4 separate regions of the Homo sapiens genome follow, and all the other regions are linked to region 1. A link is a contact called in ENCODE Hi-C or POLR2A ChIA-PET data. All regions are on one chromosome and are shown on one strand. The core of a region is the stretch at or near the end of the contact, and the rest is flanking DNA. Distances in the headings are between cores, read along the strand shown. Region 1 holds the start of TOP2B (DNA topoisomerase II beta). Region 2 overlaps LOC105376993 (a long non-coding RNA gene). Region 3 overlaps AZI2 (5-azacytidine induced 2). Region 4 holds the start of UBE2E2 (ubiquitin conjugating enzyme E2 E2).

What was found. A loop is a pair of places that touch in the nucleus more often than their neighbours do. ChIA-PET counts read pairs that join two places held with the same protein, here RNA polymerase II (POLR2A). Pooled maps may share reads with other maps.
Region 2: a pooled map shows a loop between it and region 1 (9-fold over the local background). The contact joins the enhancer-like site here to the promoter of TOP2B in region 1. A Hi-C loop is called at or near these places in 1 of 37 single-sample maps with no recorded cell type and 3 of 50 pooled maps. POLR2A ChIA-PET finds 5 or more read pairs at or near these places in 1 of 52 experiments (OCI-LY7).
Region 3: a loop to region 1 is called in a pooled map, with 4 times the contacts of the local background. The contact joins the enhancer-like site here to the promoter of TOP2B in region 1. A Hi-C loop is called at or near these places in 4 of 50 pooled maps.
Region 4: a loop to region 1 is called in a pooled map, with 15 times the contacts of the local background. The contact joins the promoter of UBE2E2 here to the promoter of TOP2B in region 1. A Hi-C loop is called at or near these places in 6 of 50 pooled maps.

Annotation. Positions count from the first base shown.
Region 1 is chr3:25,663,657-25,666,356 of GRCh38, reverse strand. TOP2B (DNA topoisomerase II beta) reads left to right here and starts at 1,450. Exons shown (of 36, transcript NM_001330700.2): 1 at 1,450-2,128. The coding sequence starts at 2,060. It overlaps MIR4442 (microRNA 4442), which reads left to right and starts at 1,418; the gene lies at 1,418-1,484. RefSeq lists enhancers at 1,150-1,713, 2,671-2,700 and silencers at 1,881-2,240, 2,195-2,383.
Region 2 is chr3:23,652,420-23,655,119 of GRCh38, reverse strand. LOC105376993 (a long non-coding RNA gene) reads right to left here. Exons shown (of 3, transcript XR_940651.3): 3 at 136-452. Among named protein-coding and RNA genes, the nearest start is that of UBE2E1, 150 kb to the left of the region's middle. RefSeq lists a silencer at 192-375. Within about 2 kb of position 1,384, at least 3 of the 41 ENCODE cell types and tissues checked have a DNase peak (open chromatin) inside an H3K27ac peak, as active enhancers do; they include OCI-LY7, where a contact is called at or near this core.
Region 3 is chr3:28,325,040-28,327,876 of GRCh38, reverse strand. It overlaps AZI2 (5-azacytidine induced 2), which reads left to right. Exons shown (of 8, transcript NM_022461.5): 7 at 927-1,045. CMC1 (C-X9-C motif containing 1) reads right to left here. Exons shown (of 4, transcript NM_182523.2): 4 at 2,735-2,837. Among named protein-coding and RNA genes, the nearest start is that of ZCWPW2, 22 kb to the left of the region's middle. Within about 2 kb of position 1,261, at least 3 of the 41 ENCODE cell types and tissues checked have a DNase peak (open chromatin) inside an H3K27ac peak, as active enhancers do.
Region 4 is chr3:23,201,911-23,204,835 of GRCh38, reverse strand. It overlaps UBE2E2 (ubiquitin conjugating enzyme E2 E2), which reads right to left and starts at 1,509. Exons shown (of 6, transcript NM_152653.4): 1 at 1,372-1,509. UBE2E2-DT (UBE2E2 divergent transcript) reads left to right here and starts at 1,843. Exons shown (of 2, transcript NR_136176.1): 1 at 1,843-1,972. RefSeq lists a silencer at 1,349-2,038 and enhancers at 2,389-2,448, 1,861-2,836.

The DNA of each region.
Region 1 (2,700 bases), core at 201-2,700:
CAGGTTCAGAAAAGTTTGCACCCCAAGTTCAAGGTAAAGAAAGGCTTCACTGTTCTGAAGTCCCTAGTATGGCAAAGTTACATGGCCATCAGAGAGCTAATTAAAAAAACTATGTTTAAATTATTTCCATGTTTCAGAGTTCTCCACCTCTAGACTCAGAATGCAGTTTAAAGATGTGACCTGAGACATTTTTGTTTTCCCTTGAGAGGAAATGCACAGTTGGAAGTTCACAAAAACACCTCTTCAAAAAACAGTAATACTGTTTTCATCTTTATAAAAAGCTTTCATCACAACTCTTTGGTGGCACTTCATGCCTTCAAGTACTCATTTTGGTGATCGTTGGCTCCCTTTTAGTCTGTCTCACAAGCCAGGTTATAAATGGTTTGAAATCAGGGGCCTTGTTTTTACTTTGAACCCATCGCAGAGCCTGGCACAGCGTGGCAGAGTGTGCGCCCAATAAATACTTGAGTGGAATTACACTGAAAAACAGGAAGAAGTAAAGCCATCTTCCATCTGCCAAAGACTGTGATGTTGCTGTATTGGTAATTTTCATTCTTAGAAAGCTTTAATGTGAATGAAATTATTCCTTACTGTGCATTTGAAAATTCCACTGAAAACAGTTTTAAAAATTAAGCATGCCCTCTTAGAGGCAGGGGGCACAGTTCTGGACAGATGAGAAAAGTGACAGTGACATCTCTGCATTGTTCAGAGAAGAAAGGTCAACAAAGAGTAGAAATAGAACACTCAACCCACCCTGCATTCTTTCCCTAGAACATTCTCTGTGTGTCCCTTATCATTTAAGCTTTTCATATGTAGTTTTCTTGAAACTGACCATATGCTCTTTTGGGGTGAGGGGAGGAGACGGAAGAAGGAGATGGAGAAGGTCTGAGATGATTTTTTTCGACAGCAGCGTCCACTTAGGCCCTTGGGGAGGCCGGGTCACGGGGCCTCCTTGCACCAGTGGTCTACAACGTCTTGCCTGCGGTTTACAACCGCTCTTTTAAAATAATTTCCCTTTGGGACGGCCCCCGGCTTCTTCCTGCCACCCCCATCCCCACCCCGCCCCCATCCTCATCCTTAGAGGCCCCAGGCAAACGCTTCGGATTCCCGGTTAGGTCTCAGAGTAAACAGCACGCTTGGAGGATTACAATCGACCCGAGGCCAATTCGACCCTTTCCCTTTGCCGCCCTCAATTGACCCTTGAAGCAGCCCCTGCTCTCCCTTCAAATGGAAAACCCACAGACACACACACAAACAAAAACCCCAAGTCTTCCTTTCGGTTGCTACCCGCAATGACGTTTCCCCCCTCGGGTCCCGCCCCTCCAGGGGGCTTGGAATTTTGGGATTGGCCGAGAGGCTGTGGCGACAAGGCCCGGATTGGACAGCATGGCGCTGACTGACAGCGGGGGCGGCCGCCGCGCCCTCCCTCTCTCCCCGGTGTGCAAATGTGTGTGTGCGGTGTTATGCCGGACAAGAGGGAGGTGACCGTGGCGGCGGCGGCGGCGGCTCTGTTTATTGTCCCTCTCGGTGTGTGTGTGTGAGGAAATCGGGGCTGCAGCGAGGCTAAGGCTGCCTTTGAAGCAGCGGCGGCGACCGGGACGACTACTCTGGCGACTCGAGTGGCTGGCCTTCGCGGAGTGTGAGAAGGACAAGGCACCTCTGCGTCCTCGCCACGTCCGAGCGCCTCGGGCTCCCCGGCCGCCCTCGCGGCTCGCACGCCCGGGCTTCAGCCCGGCCTGCAGCGGCGCCCGCGGGCGGGCGAGAAGGCAACGCCGCCGCTCGGCCGCCGCCGGTCGCTCCCTGCTTTCTCCTCAGCCGCCGCGCTAGGCCCGGGCGACGCGGACGCCGCGCCTCGAGTTTGAGGGCAGCCGGCGGCGCGGCCTCCTCAGCGGGCTCGGCTGGACGTCCGCTCCGGATCTTCGCGATGGGGCGCGGGGGTCGGCGCGGCTAGGAGTGCGGCGAGTGGAGCGGTGGGTGCGGAGCGGCGGGGCCCAGCGGCCCGCAGGGAGGCGGGAGCGGCGGCTGCGGCCTCAGGGCCTGTGAGCTGGAGGCACTCGCCATGGCCAAGTCGGGTGGCTGCGGCGCGGGAGCCGGCGTGGGCGGCGGCAACGGGGCACTGACCTGGGTGGTAAGTGGCTGGTCCCCGGGACGGGCGGCTGCATTGTTCCGGGCCCGCGGCGGGGGCGGAATTCCGAACGGGCGGGGGAGGGGAAAGGGAGGGAAATCCCGTCCCCCGAACGGGCGCTCCATAGGGGCCTGTGCTTGCAGAATCCTCCAGCCCGCTCCCCGCGCCTTTTCTTTCTTTCTTTCTCTGTACGTCTCTGGAAGTCCTGACTGCCAGAGCGTAATGTGTACTTGAAACTTTGGGGGGACAAAACCGCGAACGTAACATACAGCCCCCGCTTCCTCTCTTTTCTTTTTAACCAGACTCTTCCGGGGCAGCCGAACCTGAAATGGTGGGGATGGCGATAATGCAAGTGTGTCTGTGTGGGGCAGCATTTTCTCCAAATGTAGTTCAAGAAAACCCTGGGAAAAGGGGTGTGTGTGTGTGTGTATTCTAAATGCAGCTCTTTCTGGGGCTTTAATCTCAAAGAAGAATGCATTGGGATTTCTACAGCAACTTGCACTTCAATTTGGAAAGCCTCATTCAATGCGCTCAATTGAGAGCGCATTGGGGATGACTTTCACAGCAGTTAATAC
Region 2 (2,700 bases), core at 135-2,634, 2.0 Mb after region 1:
CCTAACCTCAAGCAATTCTCTTGCCTCAGCCTCCCAAAGTTCTAGGATTACAAGTGTAAGCCATCATGCCTGGCCTTATCTGTATTTAAAAGTAATAAAATAGAATTTCATTCATAAATTGAGTCTGTTGCCATCTCCATGCTCTCTCCTGTTTATTCCCGATTCATGGCAAAAAGACTGTTGCCCAGGGCTTTGCAATGAAGAGAAAAATCAGCTTCAAATCCAAGCTCACAACTTACTAGCTCTTTGGCCTTGGGCAATTTATTGAACTTTTCTGAGAACTGTCTGCAAGTGTGTGTCAAGTCCCTTCAGGCAGCTTGCCACAGAGCAGGTGCTCAAACCGTTGTTATCTGCCCCAGGTGTCTTGCTACCTTCCTGCCACACCATTTGGAACTTCATATTAGGGTTGCTTCTCTGGTTTTGAAATTGGTCATCTTCTCTGGTTTCCAGGCCTTGTATTAAATGCAAACAAAATTTAAGGGCTTGCCAAAAACAAAAACAAACAAACAAACAAAACTCAGTAATTAAAAAATATAGCATCGTAATCCAATCAAAATTGATATTTAAAAAATTCCACAATGAACAAGATAACAGACATTTAATAAAGGTAGCCTTAGTCCTGTCCCAAATTCCTTTTCAAACCCTTCCCCCAATTCTGCCAATTCCTCTTGATTCCAATTCCTTCATGCCTTGCTCTCAAAGAATTACTTGAAAGTCATAAGATATAACTCACGTAGTCCAGGCACATGTTGCCACGTGGCTATTTTTTATTTTTGTAGACATGAGGTCTTCCTATGTTGCCCAGGCTGGTCTTGAACTCCTGGCCTCCAGCGATCATCATGCTTCGGCCTCCCAAAGTGCTAAGATTACAGACATGAGCCACCATGCTGGGCCTATTCTTTCTTAAATGTACCTTAGCTCACATTTAGTTTAAGGTTTAAAATTAGAAGTGTTTTGATCTTTATTTAGAAGTTTAATGTTTTTGTGATCAGAAACGTGCCAAGGGAACTTAACTCTTGTTTGTATCAGTTAGCCTTCAGTAAAATTGATCTGTCCTATGTCGTTCCGCTTAAAGTTGCAGTTTCCAAAGACCTATTGACAGTGTCAACTGAGGACTTACCCTCCAATGAAGACAAGAGGGAGGTCAGCTTTCTCAGGAAGCAGCCCTGGTGGCTCATTTGGCTTTTTCCACTTACCTTTCTGCTTCTCCCCTCCTTTAAAGACAGCATTTGTAACCTCCTTTGCATAACTGAATCTTCTAGAGTTTACAGACCCATAAAAGAAAGCAGACAACAGGGAACCGTGTGAAATGAAGCTGCTTAGGAAAGTCACTGTGAGCTTTGGAGGTGGAGGACTTGGTGGATTAGAAACTGAAACTGAACGTTTGAAATTATAAATAACACTCAGGTGCTTGCTTTTTATTTTAAGAAACTTGAACATTTTCATTGCTGGGGGAAAAGGTCAGTGAGGTTTTCCTTGGCCCTCTTCTTTCTACACATCTTGAAAAGTAATCTCTGAAGTAGGACTTCTAGTTAAATCCCTATAGATTTATTTTTCCCCATCAAGGGACGGTGTTCTAAAAACTTAGCAACAATAAGCAAAATTTCTTTGGGCAGAAGTAAAAATTCTAGACACACAAGCAGTATCATACAAACACAGATGGAGAAATTTAATAAATGAGAGTATCTTAAAGATTGGTTCCATTGTATTAGATAGAAATTTTAAGATACTTAAGTTTGGGTTTTAATTCCTAATCTCTGGACAAGTTGCAAATTTTAATTTTAATTTTAATTATTAGATTTTTTAAAATTATACTTTAAGTTCTAGGTTACATGTGCACAACGTGCGGGTTTGTTACATATGTATACATGTGCCATGTTGGTGTGCTGCACCCGTTAACTCACCATTTACATTAGGTGTATCTCCTAGTGCTATCCCTCCTCCCTCTCCCCACCCCACTACAGGCCCCAGTGTGTGATGTTCCCCACCCCGTGTCCAAGTGTTCTCATTGTTCAATTCCCACCTATGAGTGAGAACATGCGGTGTTTGGTTTTCTGTCCTTGCAATAGTTTGCTCAGAATGATGGTTTCCAGCTTCATCCATGTCCCTACAAAGGACATGAACTCATCATTTTTTATGGCTGCATAATATTCCATGGTGTATATGTGCCACATTTTCTTAATCCAGTCCATCCCTGATGGACATTTGGGTTGGTTCCAAGTCTTTGCTATTGTGAATAGTGCCGCAATAAACATACGTGTGCATGTGTCTTTATAGCAGCAGGATTTATAATCCTCTGGGTATATGCCCAGTAATGGGATTGCTGGGTCAAATGGTATTTCTAGTTCTAGATCCTTGAGGAATCGCCACACTGACTTCCACAATGGTTGAACTAGTTTACAGTCCCACCAACAGTGTAAAAGCATTCCTATTTCTTCACATCCTCTCCAGCATCTGTTGTTTCCTGACTTTTTAATGATCGCCATTCTAACTGGTGTGAGATGGTATCTCATTGTGGTTTTGATTTGCATTTCTCTGATGGCCAGTGACGATGAGCATTTTTTCATGTGTCTGTTGGCTGCATAAATGTCTTCTTTTGAGAAGTGTCTTTTCATATACTTCACCCACTTTTTGATGGGGTTGTTTGATTTTTTCTTGTAAATTTGTTTAAGTTCTTTGTAGATTCTGGATTGGATATTA
Region 3 (2,837 bases), core at 12-2,511, 2.7 Mb before region 1:
AAGGGGTAATAATTTTTTTTTAATGTTATAAGATTTAGTCTTACATTTAATATTTTGTGATATTCCTGTACAACAAAATGAGAATATGTGCTGAAGATTTTAATTTCATTTAGTTGGCAATTAAGCAGCAAAAAAAGAAAATCATGAATGTCTGAATATGAATGTTTAATGGAAAACAAAATCTATAAAAATTAGATTTAAAATCACTAATTATAATTTCTTAGATAATTGAGGTAAAATACTTTTAATTATAAAAACAGGAGAGGCATTTTTGAAGTTTCTATTTCTGTTTCATATAATCTTCCCTCTCTAGCTTCTTTTTCCTTACCAGGAAATCATCTGGCTCTTCATGTCTTGTGCTGTCATGTCACATTGGTTTAGAACCAACATTATGAGACAGCCCAGTCAAACATAAAGAATGTAATGCATGAAACCTAAATTTTATTTTAATGTAGACTTGGATATATATTCAGCAGTTGATATATCATTTCAATTCACAGTGTCAAAACAATCAAAAGATAAATACAAATTGATCCATATTTGAATGAATGTAACTTTACTCTTAATCAGATTTGCAAATAAAGAATGTATTTCTTACTACTTACTAATTAATAGCTGCACATTACAGCCTAAAATGAAATCTCAGTTCTGAGACTCTGCAAGAAGCTCTTATCAGTTATAATTTTATTTTTATTATACCGTTTAATATAATAGTTAATTGCTACATATCAGATGGACAGTGTTATTCTTTCAAGATCTTTTCACTTATTAATGCCCTAGTTAAATATCTTTCAATTGTTTTTTTCAGTTTACATCATCTCAAAACTAATTGGAGCAGAAACTTGATCTGCATATTTCTAAAGTTATTCCCTTTTGTCTAAAAAAGAATGATGAGTATTAACTTTTTGTAAAAAAATTTATTTCAGTGATAATATGCAGCATGCATACTGGGAACTGAAGAGAGAAATGTCTAATTTACATCTGGTGACTCAAGTACAAGCTGAACTACTAAGAAAACTGAAAACCTCAACTGCAATCAAGAAAGGCAAGTCACTGTTTACCGGAAACCACTGATTCCAGCCAAACTGCCTGAAGAGCAACTAGCTGTCATATCTTATCAAAATCTCATCAAATGAGAGATTGATAAGCCAAAGTATATATAGTACATTCGCAGCCTACCCATTCTCTGCTTTGGCTTCAGTCTCATACTGGTCAACTTCACACATAAAGGTGTTGCTGATGTGTTTTTTCTTCAGTACTGTATTCTTTTCCCCTTGTGGCTTTTCTCAGCCAAGTGTTGCTTATGTGTATAAGACTGAGGTGTTAAGTTTGCTCTAGTTGACCTTTTACCACAGCTACTTCATATATTTGAAAAAAAAAAAAAAAAGACACCAAAAGCAAATTTTCATTCCAGTGCTACAGAATACACCAAACACCTAGCTTTTTAGGTTGTTTTGAAAAAGAAAACAAACTTTGATTCATTATTTGGGTTTTTGCATTTCTTATAAGCTTTTCTTTCCATAAAGGATATAGCTGATTACAACGAAGACTAGGTGTTCTCCCCTTATGCCCTTCAACCAAACAAAAATTTTCATTGCTTTGCCTTTCATATTTAACTGCTTGACTGATTTAACTTCTTGAGTTTTGTGTTAACTAGTAGTAGCTACTTTCGCCAAAGCTATTTTTATACCTTGGAGAAAAATCAGTACATTTGTACCTAGTATTACATAACAGGTATATTTCTGAAAAGTTGTGTGATACAAATTTGAATGCCCTAAAATTTACTTTTTAAAAATGAGATAGGACTTTTTATAAAAGATTATCACCATCTAGTTTAAAATTACTTATTTATATTTCACATTGTCTTAAAGAGGACACAAGAGGATTGTGTCATAAATAGTTCTCCTCAGGAGTGTTTATTAGTGAGGAAAAATGTTAAATTTTGGGAAGGAAAATTGAATGTAGAACTCCTTTTCATTTTTAGAGAGTTGGTTACATATAAATCAGGGAAAATAGTATGGTGTTTTAGCAAGTCCAGCTTAATTTTTGGTTCACTTTGTCCTTGAGTTTTCCAGTGGTCAGAGTTATATATGAGACCAAAGGTTGAATGTACAAATAAGATCTCTCTATAAAGGGACTCACAGAGTAATTCTGCATTGAGTTTTCAATGTAGCTTTGTTTACATGATAAATAGAACTACCAAAGAATAATAAAGGAGCAATGCTCTTTTCATACTTGGACATGGCTCATCCTTGTGTTCCTTCCTAGCTGATTAATATTTTTCGGTGCTTTGGAACATAAGTTTTCTAGCACTTTTCCTATGACAGTGGTAGGCTCAAGGTCACCACTCCTTACACAGAACTCATTGCTTTGAGGAGTACAGAGATGAGACTAGAACCACCTTTCTCCTGACCTTTGTATCACCTTTTTTCCAAAGCCAAACACTACACTTCCAGTTCTCCTCCATCCATATCCACCCTCCCAGGAAAAACAATGAACTTATTTTATAATGTCGTTCAATCTGTTTCTTCTAAAATTACATGAAGTCAAGCCTTAGTTACACTTGGCCATCCTTCTTGAGCTAAGGATAAACTTACCTTTCCACACTGGTAGGCTGAGCTGGAGGGAGTGGAGAAACCTGTATTACCAATGTGCTGGCTGTGGTGAAATAATAGCTTTTAAGTAGTCTTTTTCTAGGCCATTGCATTTGTACAAAACTTTTTTTTTTTGGCTGTTTTTTTTTTTTTTTTTACTTTACCTACATTGTGACCACAGTAGCATTAACATTTGCTGTGTTTTACAAGAAACAAGATTTCACAAATTTTATTTAAACTGCT
Region 4 (2,925 bases), core at 260-2,759, 2.5 Mb after region 1:
GCTGTCTTCCTACTCATGTTTCTAAACTTTTCTAAAATGTAAAATAAATATATAGTATATGCACACAGCAATATCCAGCTTTAAATTTAACTGCAAAGACATTTATGCAGAAAATAACAGTGGAACACCTGATTTGGGGGTAAAAGGTGCTGCAGGGGAAAGAGAATGGGGTATGGCATTATATGAAAACACTCTATTTCAGCGTCAGCCCACATACAGAATTCCAAAGAGCCAAGGAGCATCCAAATTGCCGTAGTAAAGGCAAATATTTAGATTCACAAAGTCCAGACTGAATTATCACATATCTAGAAACATACTTTTTAAAGAAATCAGGGATTAAAAACTAAGAAGAGCGTAAAATCCTTTAGAACCGCGAGATACTTTGAGGGTAAACCCTAGCACTTCCTTTCGTACTTTTAAATAAAAATATTTTAGTAGACTCTCAAGAATACACAATACAAAACGATGAATCTTGAAAACATGCAAATGGGTCTAACAGCCACCGAGCACAGGATGATGTCTTTCTAAAGCAGCCTTAATTTCCTTAAGGGAAGATGGATTGGACATTTCTGGTTGGTCGTGGGGGAAAAAAGCCACAAGAAGCCACGCTTTATCTTCATTAGAAATGGTAAAGGGCAAAAAGATCAAAACATTATGAGAGAGATCGGAGAAAAGAGGGGGAGAAGTGGGGTGGGCGGGAAGGGGGAGAGGACAGAGGGAATCCAGTTTCAAACCAGGCCAGTGGGGGCTGCAGAGAAGAGACCAGAGAAAAATGGGCTTCGGTTCCAAACTGTGACAAGCGCCAGGCATCACAAAAGACCAATACAACACACACCCCTCACCAGGACACACACAAATATACCCCACAAGGTCTTCTCCGGGCGGGCCACCGGGGTGCGGCGGCGAAGGAGCCAAACCCGGCACTCGCCAGGAGACACACCATGTGCAGCAATTATGCAATTAGGGAAAATAGCAAAAGATCAAGCCGGGCACTTTCCACCGTGACATTTATCCTGTACTTTTGAAAAGACTTAGTTCCAGGATGCGGCTAGGAGAAGGAAAGCGCTGGGAGGGTTGAGAAGGATGGGGAACTGAGAACGGAAGGGGGTAGAAGGAGGACAGGGAGAGAAGAGGCAGAAGGGGGGGATGGGAAGAAGGGGGAGGGGTAGAAAGGGCGAGAAACGGGGGCAGGAGGCTCGCGGGAGGGGGCGTAGGGAACCGGGCACGGGGAGCGAGGAAGGAGGGAACTAGGGCACGAGCGGTGTAAGCAGAGACCTGCGACGCGGAGGGGAGGTCGGGGGAGTGAGGAGGACGTCAGCGAGAGGGAGGACGCCCGAGGAGGGGAGGCACCGGCGCGGCCCGAGCGAATACCTGAGGGGGGGGTGTCCGTGCAGGTCGCAGGCTCGAGCCGAAGCCCTGGGAGAGAGCTGCCCAGGCGCGAGGGGGAGGGAGACTGGGGAGGCCCCAGGGACGGGATGTCCCCTGCGGACCGTCTAGTCACCGAAAGCCGGACCCACGCACCACGCACCCGACCACGCCTGTCCCCGCCGCGCTCGCGCCCGCCCGGACTCACCCTCAGCGCCGCCGCTGCCGCCGCCCCCGGCCGTTCCAGCTCCGGCTCCTGAGGCTGCTGCCCGCGGCTGTCGCTGTGGCTGCCCCTGAGTCCTGGAAAGTGAAGCCACCACCTCCGGGAGCCGCCGCCGCCCGGCCGTCCGCGCGCGCACCCGCGAGTGCGCGTGCCTGCGCGCCCGCCCGGGAGAGACCGCGAGAGCGCGAGCCCCACGTCGGCCATGCGGCGCCGCGCGCCTCCCTCCTCCCCCCGCCCCTCCTCCTCCGGCGCGCGGCCGCGAGGGGGCGGGGGCGGGAGCGCGCCCGGGCGGGCTGCCCCGCCGGTCGGGAGAGGGGGTGGGGAGGCGGCGAGGAAAAGTAAAGTGACAGCTGGGTCCCGCGCGCAGACTGGGCTCTGACGGGGGTGAGCGAGGGGCGTCCCACGGGGAAGGAACGACAAGGACGGGGAGAAGTGGGGGAAACCGAGGCTGACGGGGTGGCTTGAGGGGAGGGGACGCGAGGACCTTGCCGGGCACGCGCATTAAAGGGAAACGCCGGCTGGGGGTTAGGGGTTACCCCAAGACGGTGCAGGCAGTGGGACGAGGAGGCCTTTTACCCCCATCCACCGCAGCCCTTGACTTCACGCTCGCCTCGAAGCTTTCGCAAAGTAGATACGGGGACTGACCCTGTTGACACACTAACCCAAACTCGCAGACGCGTGGGGCTCGCATGTACCCAAGACAGGAAAACTTCACGTTGGCCTGGAAACTTCTTCCAGGCTAAGCCTGAGTCTTCACCAGACACTGCAGCACGAAGGCCCTTCTGCCTTTTGGCTCGCCCTGGCCCAGAATGCGCACCAGCCGGTAGAGAGGAGCTTCGGGCCGTTTAGCCCTGGGGTATTGAAGAGAGGGGTGGGGGTACAGGGTGCACCACTGTCAGAGTGAGTGGGAAGCTGCCTTCATGCCCAGTTGAAGGATATGGGAACAGTAGCAGTGCTGTAGGTGGCATGAGGGAACATTAGGTTCCGTTGTACTCCTCATCCCAAATAACCGTTTAAAAAAAAAAAAAAAACGTACCTGCTTTGCGAACTTAGCTTCCACGAAATTTCTCCCACTCCAACCTCCAGCCTCACTTACCAACGGAATGCTGGGTCGTTGGCAACGGGGTGTCCAGGGATGCAGCAAAATTAACTTCTATCTTTGTGGAGGAAAGGATTGGAAGATCTTTCACTGCTTAATTGCTGAAATTATGGTTGCTACAGTACTTCATTTGACTGTAGATGTTTTAACTGCTATTTACTAAGTTCAAAATGGGTTTAATACAAATCAGTTACCCTTTTCATTTATTCAAGGAATATTTATTGATACCAGGCACTGT